Regions from separate parts of the Mus musculus genome. Here region 1 is linked to region 2. A link is a loop called in an ENCODE intact Hi-C map of the cell type or tissue named here. Cell type or tissue: left cerebral cortex. All regions are shown on one strand.

Region 1 (8,000 bases), 750 kb after region 2:
TTTCCCTTTACCCTGAATGCCAATAAACAACATTGTAGCATTAATTATTATAAAACCCACTTTCCTAGACTTCCATATATGAGTGCGATAATTGAGTGAAATTCCTTCCTTGCCTGGTATGAAGCAGCCATGTCTAACCCTCTCCTCACAAAGTTCAAACAACAAATCAAAGTAAGATTTCATTAAAGTACACCCTGAAGAACTAACAGTTTACTGGGCTTAGTTATGTAGGATGAGTACGGGATTGCTGGCAGGATTGTGGGTGACCATAAAGCAACTGTACTGAAAAGCCTGCACCCAGTATAGATGATAGCTCCCTATGGCTACATAAATGGGACCTGCTCTGTTAACATTCCCCAGCCTATATACTCTAGCACCTCCCTGAGGCCATATGCAATTTGGGCAGAATTACCTGGCATGGATAAGAGGCATGGCTGCAAACTCAGGTGAGGGTCCAACAACCCTCCCTTCCTCCTCCTCCTCCTCCTCCTCCTCCTCCTCCTCCTCCTCCTCCTCCTCCTCCTCCTCCTCCTCCTCCTCCTGTGAGTGAATATCAACGGTCCATAAGCCTAATCATCATAGACTCTTATAAGTAGACAGCTAATCCAGGGGAAATGGCAGATGCTTAACATGGAATATGGCGTTCTACAAAAGATCTCTAATCCTACCCATGTTGTTACAAATAACAGATTTTCATTCTTTGTATGACTGAATAATATTCCCTCTGTGCTTGCACCACATTTCATCTACTAACAAGATGGTAAGCTTACTCTTTTTTTTTTTTTAAAGATTTATTTATTATATGTAAGTACACTGTAGCTGTCTTCAGATACTCCAGAAGAGGGAGTCAGATCTCGTTACGGATGGTTGTGAGCCACCATGTGGTTGCTGGGATTTGAACTCTGGACCTTCAGAAGAGCAGTTGGGTGCTCTTACCCACTGAGCCATCTCACCAGCCCGGTAAGCTTACTCTTAGGTTGTTTCCATTTTTTGACTATTGTGAGTAGTGCTGTAAGGAACATGGCCACGAAAACATATTCCAGACACAATGATTTCATTTCCTTTGTTTATATATCCCACAGGAAAATTGCTGGAACATATGATGCCTCTGTTTTGAAGAACTAACTTACCGTGCATCACACTCCTATTGATCTGCAGTCCACCCTACAGCAGGAACAGTTCCCCTTCTATTCACATGCTCTTTGGTACTTGCCACTTTTCTCTTTAAATTATAGCTATCTCTAGTGGGGTGAGGTGATGTCACGTCCCACTGTGAGTTTAAGATGCCGTTTCTTGATGATTATTTGTGTTGAGTGTTTTGCGTTTCTTTGTTTTCCATTTACAAGCTGACCTTTTACATGCCTTCTTTCCATGTGTCTATTTAAATCTATTGTCTTAGTCAGGGTTACTTTCTCTGTAATAAAACTACATGACCAAAGTAACTTAGGGCTGGGAGATGGTGGCACATGCCTTTAATCCCAGCACTCAGGAGGCAGAGCCAGGCAGAACTCTCTGAGATGGGTTTGAGGCCAGCCTGGTCTACAGAGTGAGTTCCAGGACAGCCAAGGCTACAGAGAGAAGCCCTGTCTTGAAAAGATTAAAAAAAAAAAAAAGGGAGGAGGAGGAAGAGGAAGAAGAGAGAAAAAGACAGAGACAGAGACCGAGACAGAGACAGAATTTATTTAGCTTACACTTCCACATCACAGGTCATCACTGAAGACAGGAACTCATGCACAACAGAAACCTGGAGAGAAGAGCTGGTTATCTTATGAAGGCATCTTCTCAATCAAGGTTTCCTCATCTCAGATAACTATACCACATGTCAAGTTGTCATAAACCTAGCCAGCACACCTGTGTTTTAACCATACCTCCTTCTTCTTTCCTTTTTTTTTTTTTGTTTGCTAGATTTTGAGGGTTTTTGATGTTCTAGATGTCAATCCCTTACCCTGACATAAATAGCAGAGTGTATTAATTATTTTCCTCATCGCTCCAACAAAATATTTCACCAAAGCAACTTAAGAAAGGAAAGTGGGGAGATGATTTACTGTTCAAAAGGGAAGACTGTCATGTGGCAAAGACATAGCAGCCAGAGTGTGAGGCTGCTGGCTATGCTGCATCTATGGTTGGGAAGCAGACAGGGATGAATATGGTGCTCAGCTCACTTTCTCCTTCTTATTCACTCCAGGACACCAGCCCATGGGATGGAACCACCACATTCCAAATGCATCTTCCACCTCAGTTGACATAAACTGCATAATTCCTTATAGACATCCCCAAAGGCTTGTCTAGATAATCTCAGAGACTGGTCTTCTAAATGATCCTGAATCTTATCAAGTCATTGATCAATATTAACCACCGCAAATCAACCTGGCACCCAAATAGCTCACTGGTAAGCCATAACCTTCTAAACCTTGCCCCTAGAGACTCATGGACATTTCATTACGCAAAAAAATGCAATCAGTACAACTTCAAATGTCCTCATAGTCTTCAATAATTCCAAAACTGTTAGGGCTGCCCCTCACCAAGTTGGTTGTAGGAAGACCCATACCTCTCCTACGGCTCCTAAGATCAAATCCCCCTCAGTCTTGTCCACAGCTCTCCCTTTCCTCTCTAGCCCATGCTCAATGGATAACAAAGGCCTCTTCCAACAATCCTTCCCCCAATTCATTCCAGTTACCCAGCCTTCAACACTAGCAGGCATTGCCTGTGAACACACCATCTGAACAGGCCAGGGAAACAGCAACACGTAGCTATCACACTCCCTAAAACTCCAGAGAGGAAACAGAAACCAAAGAACAAAACACCCACCCAAAAAGACAAATCCAGAGATCAGCACCTAGATCTTTAATCATCCCAAGCCCAGGAAAAAGAACACAATCAACAACAATCAGGGCCATATGTCACCACTAAAAGCCAGCTATCCCGCCTCAGCAGGCCCTGAAAACTCCAACATATCTGAAGCACAGAGAATGACTTTAAAACACGCTTTATGGTTTCCAGCTCATTCCCAGTCCTCCCACTCCTCCCCACACCTGATCGCTATCCCCATTCCCCCTCCTCACCTGCTCTCCCACCCAGTTCCCTCCCTCCGTTCACCCCAACCCTACATGAAGAACTACAGGCAACTGAGGAAAGCTAGAAGTGGGAGAGGAGGTCTTCCCCAGGGAACAGCATGTCAGTTGGTTGCTTAGTGCCTAATGGTTGAGCCCTGAAAACATACACACAACATTAGACATACTGAATATATTACACTTAGAAAAAATATACATATACATACATACATATATATATATGTATATATATATATACACACACACACACACACACACACACACACATTTGTGCGTGCAATAACAATTCATGGGAGAAGCAGCCATAGATTTGGAGAGTTGGGAAGGGTGTATGGGAGGGTTGGAGAGAGAGAGAGAGAGAGAGAGAGAGGGAGAGAGAGAGAGAGAGAGAGAGAGAAAGGGAAATGTAATTATATTGTGATCTCAAAAGTGTTAAAAGTTAAAAAAAAATACCAATTAAAAAATTTTAAATGATGGGCTATCCATTTAAGAAACTAGGGATATATTAGGAATGCTGTCCAGTTTCCCATGGGAGGAAATGCTACGGTAAGAGAATATGAGAAGGTTCTTTGGGGAAATACATATGGATGTTAAGGAGCAGAGTCCTGACATTGGCCCTTTTCAAGGGTTAATAATTCACCTTAAGTTGTCAGAGGATGGATGGTGAAAGGGGGCGTGGCTGGGAAAAGGATGACTAGGCAGAGAGTGTGGTGATCCAGTGAGGCAAACCCTTGCATAATCTCCTCCTTGAGAGTGGGTGTACTTCTAACCATGAGAACACGGCACGATGTTACTTCTGGGCTGACGTTATATAAGATTGTCTCATCTGAAGCCCAAGATCCTCCTGCCAGGAGAACCAAGCACCAGTACCATTGACTCCCTCCCTGTGGAGGGAGCCATGGGCAAGAGCCAAGGACACTCTCCAGCCGGCCAACCAGAAAAGAGAAAGCTTCCATCTGACACCCACAAGGAAATGAATCCTGCCAACAAACTGGGGAGTAGAATAAGGTAGAAAATACCGAAGTATAGATACCGTTTGTAGAATTATGTGGTGATTTACTTAAAGCTCTGCTTATGCTGCCTATTTGCAAAGCATGATTTCACTTGCTACCTGGAACAAAATGACCTGGAGACAGAGCAAAAACACTGCATCTCTGCCATGAATAAACAGCCTGCTGACTGCCACACAGGCTTCTGTGAAATCTTGCTTGCTTGCCTACCCCACCTTGTGGTCTTAGAGTATAAAGCAGGAATAAGACTAGACCTGTCAACGCTCCTCAAGAGCTGTCCTGGCTTCCCTGTGCTGATGACAATCCCTCAGTTCCACTCTCTTGGGTATCAGGTTACTTATCAAGAAAGACTCCTGCAACACCTGAGCAAGCTTGGTGGCAGACCCTCCCTGGAAGTCTCTGTATGAGAACGTGTCTTTGTGGGGCTGGACAAGTGGCTCAGCGGTTAAAAACACTGACTGCTCCTCTGAAAGTTCTGAGTTCAAATGCTAGCAACCACATGGTGGCTCACAACCATCCACAATGAGATCTGACACCCTCCGCTAGTGTGTCTGAAGACAGCTACAGTATACTTACATATAATAATAAATAAATCCTTTCTTAAAAGAGCACAGTAAAAAAAATTTAAAAAACAAACATTTAAGAAAGAGGGGGAGAGAATGTGTCTTTGTGAGACCCTGGAGCAGAGATCTATCCAAGCTGGGCTCCTGGGTTTCCTGAAATGCAGAGAGACACATACTGTGTAATGGCAAAGTATAGAGAAACTTGCTCTGCAGTAATAGAAAACCAATACTGACAGTTACATAGACAAATACAAAGTAATGTTAGCTCAAGCGCCCACTGAAGTATAGGTTCTGGTTTTGTATGTTTGAATTTTAGTTTCAATTTGGAAAAATGGAAAAGGTCCAGATATCTGTATTTTACTTTTTGGTTTTGTGGGGTTTTTTAAAGTTTTATTTATTTTTTATGTGTGTGAGTACACCATCACTGTCTTCAGACACACCAGAAGAGGGCATCAGATCACATTGCTGTGGTTGTGAGTCACCATGTGGTTGCTGGGAATTGAACTCAGGACCTCTGAAAGAGCAATCAGTGCTCTTAACCACTGAGCCATCTCTCCAGCCCCCTTGTACTTGTGTGTGTGTGTGTGTGTGTGTGTGTGTGTGTGTGTGTGTGTGTGTGTGTGTGTGTTTTGAGGTTTTTCCAAACTTTGCTCTTGTTAGCCAAGTGCTCTACTATAGTTTTGATTCCCTAGCCCTTTGATAATTAAACCACAATATGCTACGGGAGAAGAACTGCCAACTCCACGTATCTTTTTGTTTCTAAGACCTATATCTGACAGAATGATGTAACTGGACATCTTATATCTATGATGCAGGTATCTTTATAATTTTGAATGTATTCAATTTTTTTCAAAAATGTTCACATTTTATTACTGTTTGCATCTAAAGATAGGTCAAGTGTTATTTCAATTTTTGATAGCTAATTCCCTTAAGAGTGAGGCCTCAGGGTTGGGGGCAAAGCTCACTAGTAGAGCCTTTGCTTAGCATGGACAGGACTATGGGTCTGATACTCAGAATAACAAACAAATAATGAGGACTCTTTTTCTAATTCGCCTACAGGCACCATAGGGCCCTGATATGCAGAGCCTTCTTTGGGGAAGTTTTGGGAAGTCTCAGTGTGATGAACCTGGTTGGTTCTTGAAAAGGGCCAGGTACCAGGAGGCCCAGAACAGCTGTGGTGTTCTGACAACCCCCATTCTACACCATCTGGTCCAAGTAGACAACATGAGGCCTCTTTTAGGGAGTGTTTAAAGAGACTTTCAAAAAGAGTTGACTGCTGTTTGGTAGTTTACTTACATTTGAGACTTTACAAGAAGTGAGCTGAGACCATATTGAAAAAGTGCCAAGAGGGGCTGGAGAAACAGCTCGGGAGCTAAGAGCACTGGCTGCTTTTGCAGAGAACCTGAGTTTAGTTTCTGCACCCACGTGGCAGCTAACGGTGATCTCTAACTCCAGTTCCAGAGGATCAGTCACCCTCTTCTGACTTCTGTAAACATGTGGCACACCAACATAGCATGCAGGCAAAACCACCCATACACATAAAATAAAAAATAAGTGAATCTAAAAGAAAGGGGGCCAAGAGCACAGAGAGCAAAGAGAAAAACTAAGGGTCAGAGTCCACAAAGACTCATTGTGGCTGTGGCCGCCGCTTCCACCTTTCTAGGTGTCCTTCTATGTTGGGATCCCTGCTAGAGGAGCAGCAAAACCACTTCGGAACTCCTGTAATGTGGCCCACCATTCAGCACGAGCATGATGGATGGGCCCTGCTGAGGCAGAGCCTCAAGGACTACATGCCCTGAGGACTTCATTCTGCTATGAAGCTTTGCCCTACTTTCTGCCCTTGGCTCCCTCCTCGTCTATGAGATGTGTGAACATTCTAAGGGGTTTCCAGCCCCTCACTGGGCAGTGTCATTGGCACTCACAATAACAGTGATTGATCTTTTTCAAGCATTATGGCTGGAGCAGATTAATGATTCATCCGATACCCTTAGAAAGAATTTGGATGGAGGAGCTAGAGAAAGCACCCAAGGAGCTAAAGGAATCTGCAACCCTATAGGTGGAACAACATTATGAACTAACCAGTACCCCGGAGCTCTTGACTCTAGCTGCATATGTATCAAAAGATGGCCTAGTCGGCCATCACTGGAAAGAGAGGCCCATTGGACACGCAAACTTTATATGCCCCAGTACAGGGGAACGCCAGGGCCAAAAGGGGGAGTGGGTGGGTAGGGGAGTGGGGGTGGGTGGGTATGGGGGACTTTTGGTATAGCATTGGAAATGTAAATGAGCTAAATACCTAATAAAAAATGGGAAAAAAAAGAAAGAATTTGGAGAAGTAGATTGCCAGTAAAGTTAGGTTAAAGTTAGGTTTTTGCTAGTGGCTTTGACATAGAAAATTCTAGGGAACAATTTGAAGTTCAGAAATGCACTCTTAATAGCTGAGCTAGTGATTTTTTTGAGGTCAGGGAACAAGAACAACGGCAGCCCAACTGGTGCCGCCTGACCTGCCTCTCTTGCTAAAGCTGGGCTGGTGATCAGGGGGATGATTCATTTCTTGCACCGTTTTTGCCCTCAGCTTCCTGATATGATTTAATAAGGAGTGGTCAGTGAATCAGTGCTCACCCCGAGGACTTAAGGGAGAGACGGCTGATTGGTTTTTATATAAAAGTTGAGATTTGTGATTCTTTTAAGATTTTTATAAGATTACTTTTTAAGATGAATAATAAAATAATCGACCCTTTCTTTCTCACTGCAAATTGCAGCCTGCCAGTAAGAGAAACTGAGAAAATTACCTTGCTTGCTTATATTTTGTTAATCTATACCAAATTGCTTAGTTACAAACGTACGTGAGTTCTTGAGAATAATTTGGATTTTTTTTTTATCCATAAGTAAAGCATTTGATCATGTGAGGGTATTGGGGAACCTGTGTGTTTTTTTCTTATGTATGCTCATTGTAATCGTTCACTTAAAGAAAAATAGAATGTAACCACATTGTGATTTTTTTTATTCTGCCTGAAAGATTCTGCTGGGATATATAAACTGTGGGAGAAAAAGTAAAATTGTTGGTGCTTCGCTGCACCCATCAAATGTGTATGTATGTATGTATGTATGTATGTATGTATGTATGTATGTATGTGTAAAATGGTAAGAGCTTTGTTCTGCCCACCAAATGTATGTTGTGTATAGATATAAAGTTGTTGGCATCTGTTGGAGCTTGCTTCATCCACCAAGTGTGTGTGCATGCATGTGTGTGTGATTTTTTTCCCTCACCCTTTTCCCTGGTCCCTGAGGGTTTACTGCTGGCCCCAGGGAGTTTATCCATCAAATTTTCTGATGGCCCCAGAGAGCATTTCAAT
Region 2 (8,000 bases):
TGATGGTCCTCGTCCCAGCCTAGAAAGAGAGATAAGGGCATCACTTTTAAGTCATCCTGTGTACAGCTATAAAGCTGGTTCTGGAGTAAGAACCCAGAGTGGTTCCAATGATCCTCATACAAACTCCAGGATGGGTTGTGGGAGGTCCAGCTCAAGGCTTCTCATTCCCCCCTGACCTCTCAGCAGTGCAGAATGGTGCCTCTGGCCAGAGACCATTTCAAAATAGTGCCGAGACATCTTCCTCTGGCCAGCCTGCTCTGCCATGTGTTTTAAGTGCACATGTTCCACTGGGAAGAAAAGATCCAGGGATCAGTTGGATTGCCAGGCTCAGCAACTGAAAACGCAGGAGTCCCAGATCAAAGCAAATTTGTTAACTGTTTTAAAACTTTGTTTTAAAAAACAAAGGAAACAACAACAACAACAACAAAACCAAACAACAACAACAAAATAACCCTAAAAAATCTAAATCAAAACAAACAAAACCCCAACCAAGCAAAAGAACATGTAGTCTATGCAAAAAGGGGCATGTCCATATTAACTGTCATCATTATCTATGTGAAATTCAAATGAAGATGACAAAAGTACACAGCCCTGATGGTGCAGGAAGACCAAGCCTTTAGAGAGCTGAGACCCCAGCCTGCCAGCCAAGCAGTCATTGCAGTCTGGAGGAGGGTGCAGGTCCCACTAACTCTGGGTAAGTCAAAAGTGAACACTTTCAAGGCTGGAGAGATAGCTCAGCAGCTAAAAGCACTTGCTGCTCCTGCAGAGGACTTGGGTTGGATTTCCAGCATCCATAAGTGATGGCCTCATAACCTCCTGTGACTCTAGTTCCAGGGGATCTGCTGTCTCTTCTGGCCTCCACAGGCTTCAATATGCACACAGTGCACACACACACAGAGGCATATGAATGTAAACATAATAAGGAAATACTTTAAAAAGGAGTATATACTCTCATCCTGATGTTGATCTCAGAAGGGAAAGGGCCTCTAAGCTGACAGATGAAAAACCCTCTTGAGACTGTATGTGGTGATGCTTGCTTTTAATCCTAGCACTTGGGAAGCAGAGACAGGCAGATCTCTGAGTTCAAGGCCAGTCTGCTCTACAGTGAGTTACAACCACTAGTGTTGCACAGTGAGACCCTTCTTCAAAAAATAGAATAAAATATCACAAAACAACCTCCCCTCATATAGAACTCCAGTCCCAGACATCATACCAATATAACCATATATTTTAATATTATTTTTTTAAGATTTATTTATTATATATAAGTACACTGTAGCTGTCTTCAGACTCTCCAGAAGAGGGCGTCAGATCTCATTACGGGTAGTTGTGAGCCACCATGTGGTTGCTGGGGTTTGAACTCAGGACCTTCAGAAGAGCAGTCAGTGCTCTTAACCTCTGAGCCATCTCTCCAGCCCCCATATTTTTATTTTTTAATCACTTTATACACATCGCTTTATTCACATCACAGCCCACTCCTTCCCCTCTTCCCAGGCCCACTTTTACAAATCCCTCTCCCCATTTCCTCCACAAGATGCCCCCCCCCTTGGGCAACACTGGGCCCAATATAATAACGTATGGTTTTTTTTTTAAAGATTTATTTATTTTATATATGTGAGTACACTGTCGCTGTCTTCAGACAACCAGAAGAGGGCATCAGATCCCATGACAGATGGTTGTGAGCCATCAATCATGTGGTTGCTGGGAATCGAACTCAGGTCCTCTAGAAGAGTAGTCAGTGTTCTTAACCGCTGACCCATCTCTCCAGCCCCCAGTATAACCATCTTTAAAAGGAAATACTGTAAACGTATTGTGAAATTCCAGAGAAAGAACAAAGAAGCTCTCATCAACTCCTGAGGCCAACCCCTTCTTCCTCCCTCCCAGCTCCCAAGCACATTCAGAAGGAGGACTTACAAGTCAGTCTCCCCGCCCCCCCCGCCCCTTCCCCCCCTCAATCCCAGACAGTAGAGACCTGTGGTGAAACTTGAGCAGGCTGAGATCAGCAAAATATAAAAAGATCACGGAGGTTGTGTGTATTGCGGGTGCGGAATTTGGTAAGCAGTTCCATGGGGCTGGGGAGATGGTGGCTCAGTTGGTAAAGTGCTTGCTATGCAAGCATGGAGACCTGGCTCAGATCCCCAGTGCCCACACAGAAGCTGGGCCAGTGGCTGGCATCTATAATCCCAGTGTTGGGAGGAAATGGGCAGAGATGTGTGGAATTTGGTGGCTCAATAGCTACCTAGCCAGCATAGCTGAAATGCAGAGGTTGAAGTTCAGTGAGAGACTCTCTCAAAGTAAGGCAGAGAGTGATCGAGGAAAAAAGTAAAATGACCTATGCACACACAGGTGAGTGTACCTGAACACACAGGCACACATCACATACACAGACACACAAACACATACGCACACACAAAAGGTGCCTGGGGGGCAGGCACTGGAGAGATAGTTCAGCAGCTAAGAGCACTTGTTCTTGTAGAGGACTTGAGTTCAGTTCCCAGCACCAATATGGTGGCTCAAAAATGGTCTATAAAGCCAGTTCTGAGGACCTGACAAGTCTCTTCTGACCCCTGCAGACATCAGATACACAAGTGGTTACATACATAGTTACCAGGTTGTTAGCATTTTCCCTAGGCTCTGCCCAACAGTTACCTAGTAACAGCCAGGCTCCTACCTGGCTTGCTTCCTCTCCTCCCCCTCTTCCTCTCTTTCTCTCTCCCCTCTCTGTTGTTCTTTGTCCCCCTCTCTCTACCCCTTCCTCCAGGTCCCAAATAAATTCCTTTTTATATGGCATGGCTTGATTTCTCAGGGGGTTGCCTTGGCACTGGCCACCAAGGCACCCCCCTCACACTGCCGTTTTATAAAACACACATCACAGACAAAACATCCGTTCTGACACATAAAATAAATCTAAATTAAACAAAATAAGAAGGGATTGACAAGATGGCTCAGCAGTTAAAAGCATTTGCTGATTTGACAGAGGACCCGGGTTCAGTTCCTAGCATCTACATAGTGACTCACAATGACCCATAATTCCAGTTGGAGGGTCTCTGTCTCCCTCTTCTGACCTCCACAAGCATCAGGCATGCATGCGGTACTCAGACATACACTCAGGCAAAATGCCTATACAAATAAGAAAAATAAAATAAAATATTTAAAAAAATAAGAAAAACTAGCCAGCGAACACCTTTAATCTCAGCACTCAGGAAGGCAGAGGCAGGTGGATCTCTGAGTTTAAGGCCTGCCTGGTCTATAAAGTGAGTTGTGGACAGCCAAAGCTGTCACAGAGAAATCCTGTCTTGAAAAAAAAAACCTAAATAAATATAAAAATAAGAAAAGCTATCTCCTTTTTACATTAACAGCATAAAGAAGAAAATTATCTAGGCAATTTTAGCAGGAGTCAAAAATATATTTGGGAAGACTTGAAGTTCACTTACAATTTTAAAAATGTGCTTGCACACTGAGGGCAGAGGAAGAAGGATATTCTTAAATTCCAACAAATTTATTGAGTGTAAGTCTTGTTGTTTTGGTTTGTTTGTTTGTTTGTTGTGGTTTGTCGTTTGAGACAGGCTCTCATTATAGCTCAGGCTGGTCTTAAACTCCGGATCTTCGTGCCTCAGACTCCGGAGTCCGGGATTACAGGTGTGCATCATAACACAAACTTGAATTTGGGTTTTCTGTTTTTGAGACCACAGAAATACAGATGGCCTTGTCTGGTCTGGTGGTTTTCGTAAATACACATGGCCCCTTAGGCTCATGTATTTGAATGCTTAGTCACCAGGGAGTGTCACTACTTAAAGAAAAAAAAAAATACTTAGAAGAATTAGGAGGTGTGGCCTTGTTGGAGGAAGTGTGTCCTTGGGTGTGGACTTGGAGGTTTCAAAAGCCCACGCCTAGCAGAGGGTTTCTCTATGGTTGGATCAGGATGTAGCTCCGGGCTACTTCTCCAGCAGTGCGGCATTCCTTGGATAATGCACCAAACCTCTGAATCTGTAATCAAGCCTTCACTTGAATGCCTTTTTAATATAAGAGTTTCCTCGGTTATGGTGTCTCTTCACAGCATCAGAACTGACTAAGACAGCCAGTGAAGTTCCAGAAACGATGGTCCTGAGTGCTCAGTCAGCACAGTTGCACAGGGGCAAAGAAACCAGGCCAGGGGGTTGGAACCTAGTCCTGATTATTCATGGACGAAATCGCTGTTGTGTTTAAATGCAAAAGCAAATCCCGTGTGTGTGTGTGTGTGTGTGTGTGTGTGTGTGTGTAAACATTGAAAGACTCCAGGGTCAGCGAGATGGCTCAGTGGGTGACTGGCTGCCAAGCCGGGCAATCTGAGTTCAGTCCCCAGGACTCCCATGGTGGACCGAGAAAACCGCCTTCTGCAAGGTGTGCTCTGACCTCCACATGTGCAACGTGACATAATTTTACTCACACACAATACATAAGAGCAATACAATATTTAAGGGATGGGAGAAATAATTCAGTGGTTATAAGAACTGATTTTTTTTCTTCCACATCAATATCTAGCACCCACACAGCCGCTCACAGATCTGAAACTCCAGTTCCAGGGAGTCCAATGGCCTCTTCTTCAGGGGCACCGGAAATACATGAGGTGTACACACATACACATATGTAAAACACTAATACATACAAAAAATTTTAAAATGAAAAAGTCCAGTTAAATTTGAGTTTATAGAAAGCAGATGTATTTCTATATGTCAGTGGCAAATGTTTATTTTGATACTTTTAACTATGTGTGTAATTTATTTACTGTTTTCCATAAATGCATGTCTGTGCTTACTTGCACAGGTCAGAAGAGGGCGCTGCTGCCCCGGGAAATGGAGTTTTATTTGCGTCTGTATGTGCAGTTGCCTTCAGAAGCCAGGGCATCACATCCCTGAGCCGAGGCTATAAGGAATTGGGAGCTGCCTGATGCGGGTGCTTGGAATACAACTTAGGTCCCCTCTGCTCTCTACCTCTGAGACTACTCTCCAGCCCCTGTTTTTTTTTGTTCATTTGGTTTTTGGGGGTGTGTTTTGTTTTGTTTTGTTTTGTTTTAAAATAATGTTGGGTTTCACTCTATAGCCCTATACAGTCCAAGGCTGGCCTTGAACTCAATATTCTCTTGCCTCAGCCTCCCCAGATGTGAGCCAGCTAAGATTTCATTTAAATAATTTCAAGCCCCAGGACAGAGATGATGGGCAGTTGCTCCATATGGAAGGCCATGAAATATTGGCGAGGGGAGCAAGGCACATCTGAATCCTCCGTCAGGTAAAGAAGACTATCGTGCAGATTTTGGAGGTCTTTATGCTCTAACATCTCTGACAGTATTTATAGAATCAACAACTCTCAATCAAAATTCCAACAAATTTGTTTATGAACTTAAAACATCAAATTTTTTGTGTTGAAGGCAGAAAGACACAAGATGTTTGGACAAAGGAAGTCCATCTTGCTGGGTATCTGCCCTGAACACAGCAGTGTACACTGGTGGTGTTGATGCTTTGCAGAGGGAAACCCATTTGACATATTCTATGCATTCAGATCTCAGTTAATAGCAGAGAAGCTGCCTGCATCTTAATAATTAAAGTCTGCTTGGAACGGTGAAGCTAATCTGGTCACTACATGCATATTCAAATGCAGATAATGAGCACACACACAATGCACAAGTGAATACAGCAATTTGTTCTAGGTGCATGAACAGGGAAAACCGACACAACAGAGCACTCTAGAGACAGTGCAGAAGCATATTTACAGTCTCAGGAAGAGAAAGATTTCCCCAGCAGTACTCACAGAGGAAAATCTCAATAAAATGACTTTTCATGTTAAAATTAAGAATCCTTGCCTATAAAGACAAGACCTTCAAAGAGGACCTTCAAAGAGGAGAAACAGAAGCCAAAACTGGGAGATAATTGCAGCCCACAAGTGACAACAGGGTTGTTGTGGGTTGAATGATGTCCCCACAAAAAGGACCACAATTTTTAACTCGTAAGTGTCAGTGAAAGAGATGTTTAAGCAGCCCTTACAGTTGTAGTGGAATTAAGATGAGATCACACTAGAATGGGGGGAGATGGGGAGTTATTCCACAGTGGGCACCCTTACAAGAGGATTTGGACATAAGAGGAAGGTTTTCTGCAGATGGTGGCAGGCTGGGGTGATGCAGTGTTATCCAAGACTGCTCAGGACAGCTGAGTCTGGAAGGAGCAAAGGAAGACCCTCTCCTCACCGTTTCAACAGAAACACAGCTCTGGGGAAATCTGGTTTTGGACTTCTTGCCTCCAGGATGGTAAAAGTTGTGGTTATTTTGGACAGACTCCCTCAGAAAGCCAGGAGCCCTCCAGACCTACACGTGACAGAGCCTGAGGAACACAGCGTCAGGGGCAGCTGGGTGCAGAACTTCTCAGGACAAGAAAGTAGAGAAGGAAGGCTGGGTAGGGGATGAGGGAGCGGTGGCTATAAGAGGAGGGAAGGAAGCAGTATCTTCATGCACACCCTCCCTATCTCTGGCAGGCCCTTTAGAACCCGGTCCCTTTGACGCGTGGCATAGGTGACCTAGTGCCTGGCCCAGCCTTAATGGAGTGTCAATAAAGAATTTCCTTATGGGGTGGATCCGGTCCTAGTGAGGCAGCTGGCTCAAGGTTGGCCCTGAGCCCAAGGGGAACCGGACGGCTTAGGGCCCATCCGCTGGGCATTGTGATAGAGATGGATCAGAAATTATAAGGAATATAAACGGCCGGCCAGGTAATACAAGGAGGTAAAAGAACCAGGAAAGAAATCGGAACGGATAGACGATGTCGTCCCAAGCATTCAAGCCTCTACGACAAAAGACCTCTGCCTCCCCAAGAGCTCCGCCTATGGTTGCCTGGGTGATGCAGCGGCCAGGGCTAGTTTACGTCATCTCGGGTTCCCATGGCAACAAAGGCAGGCCTTTCGCTCCCTGTCAAATTTCTAGCCCTCCGTCGTCAGGCAGAACATCGCATCCCAAGAGTGGACAACTCTCACCTTCTCTCAGCACACCAGAAGATTCCATCTAGGATTTTGGGGTTCCCGCTGGGAAGATGATAGGGGTCATAAAGGTTTAGAATTGGGAAGACTTCCTAACATCATCCACGGGTCCTCCCCTCTATCCCACTCTGTCATTTGGTCTCCCGAGAGTTTGTTTTTCATTTTCAGCGCTCTCCGGGGGTGGTGGGGCGGGTATCTCTGATCACGGTCTATGCACCAACAAGACGCTGACGGACAAATATTGGAGGATGCGAATTTTTATTTGAAAACCCATAAAAGCTGGGTTAGAGGTCACAGACTCACGTTCACACGGACCCTTTCATGCTGCGTCACACAGAAGTGCACATTGGTGGGGGCTCGTGCTCTCCTCTTACGACGCTGCCGCAGTGCCCACCCTGGTCTGCTTGCACCCAAGCCTTTTAGGTCATAGATGTTTGCCTCCAGTTTGAACGGCTGTTGTTCTGTGGGGCCCAAGCAAAGAGGGACAGAGAGGAGGGGCACAGCTGCTTGTGGCTCCCGACACTCACCAGCCACCTGTGGCCCAGCATCTAGAGCCAAGCCCCGCGGCAGGTGGTTTGAGACAAATGGCTATCATACCTCCTACCATCCTTTAACCTTCACTCAGCGACCCCCATCAGGCCCTAACGCTCAATGTTCTGGGCAACACCCCTTCTGCTAATCCCTTTCTCTCCATCGAGCTGTTTCCTTTTTTAACACCCAGCACCCAGCAGTCAGACCCGAACAGGAGCTGACGGTTTTGCCCCTGGGCCACCTTGGAGATGCACAGCTCCCACTGGCTCTCCCAGACCTGCAGAGGTGGAGCCAGCCCACAAGGAGGGGGTCTGCAGTCACCATGAACTGGGCGAGATGAGGTCCAGCTGTCCCGCCGCCCCTGCTACCCTACTATGCCCAGGATAAGGATTTGCAGCTTCATATGGGGTTTGTGCAGGCTGAGCAGCCATAATTCTTCCTAATGTCCAGGCTGCCACTGGCCTGTAGGGGTT

The links. Hi-C counts contacts between places; a loop is a spot of excess contacts. Peaks named below come from ENCODE experiments on the same cell type or tissue, not always from the same donor. Only the 100,000 strongest peaks of a DNase experiment are listed, where the experiment ranks them.
Region 1: it touches region 2 in a loop (10-fold over the local background); 20 of 42 quality-filtered maps call a loop at or near these places.

Annotation. Positions count from the first base shown.
Region 1 is chr7:140,824,468-140,832,467 of GRCm38, forward strand. No RefSeq gene overlaps it. Among named protein-coding and RNA genes, the nearest start is that of Zfp941, 6.3 kb to the left of the region's middle. In left cerebral cortex, a CTCF peak has its summit at 4,292; DNase peaks (open chromatin) are centred at 3,942 and 4,230; H3K4me3 peaks cover 290 bases; H3K27ac peaks cover 2,617 bases.
Region 2 is chr7:140,074,082-140,082,081 of GRCm38, forward strand. It overlaps Caly (calcyon neuron-specific vesicular protein), which reads right to left. Exons shown (of 5, transcript NM_001190385.1): 2 at 1-19. Among named protein-coding and RNA genes, the nearest start is that of Caly, 4.5 kb to the right of the region's middle. In left cerebral cortex, CTCF peaks have their summits at 1,269 (motif pointing right) and 4,801 (motif pointing right); DNase peaks (open chromatin) are centred at 4,837, 5,936, 6,297, 6,894 and 2 more places; H3K4me3 peaks cover 2,189 bases; H3K27ac peaks cover 2,771 bases.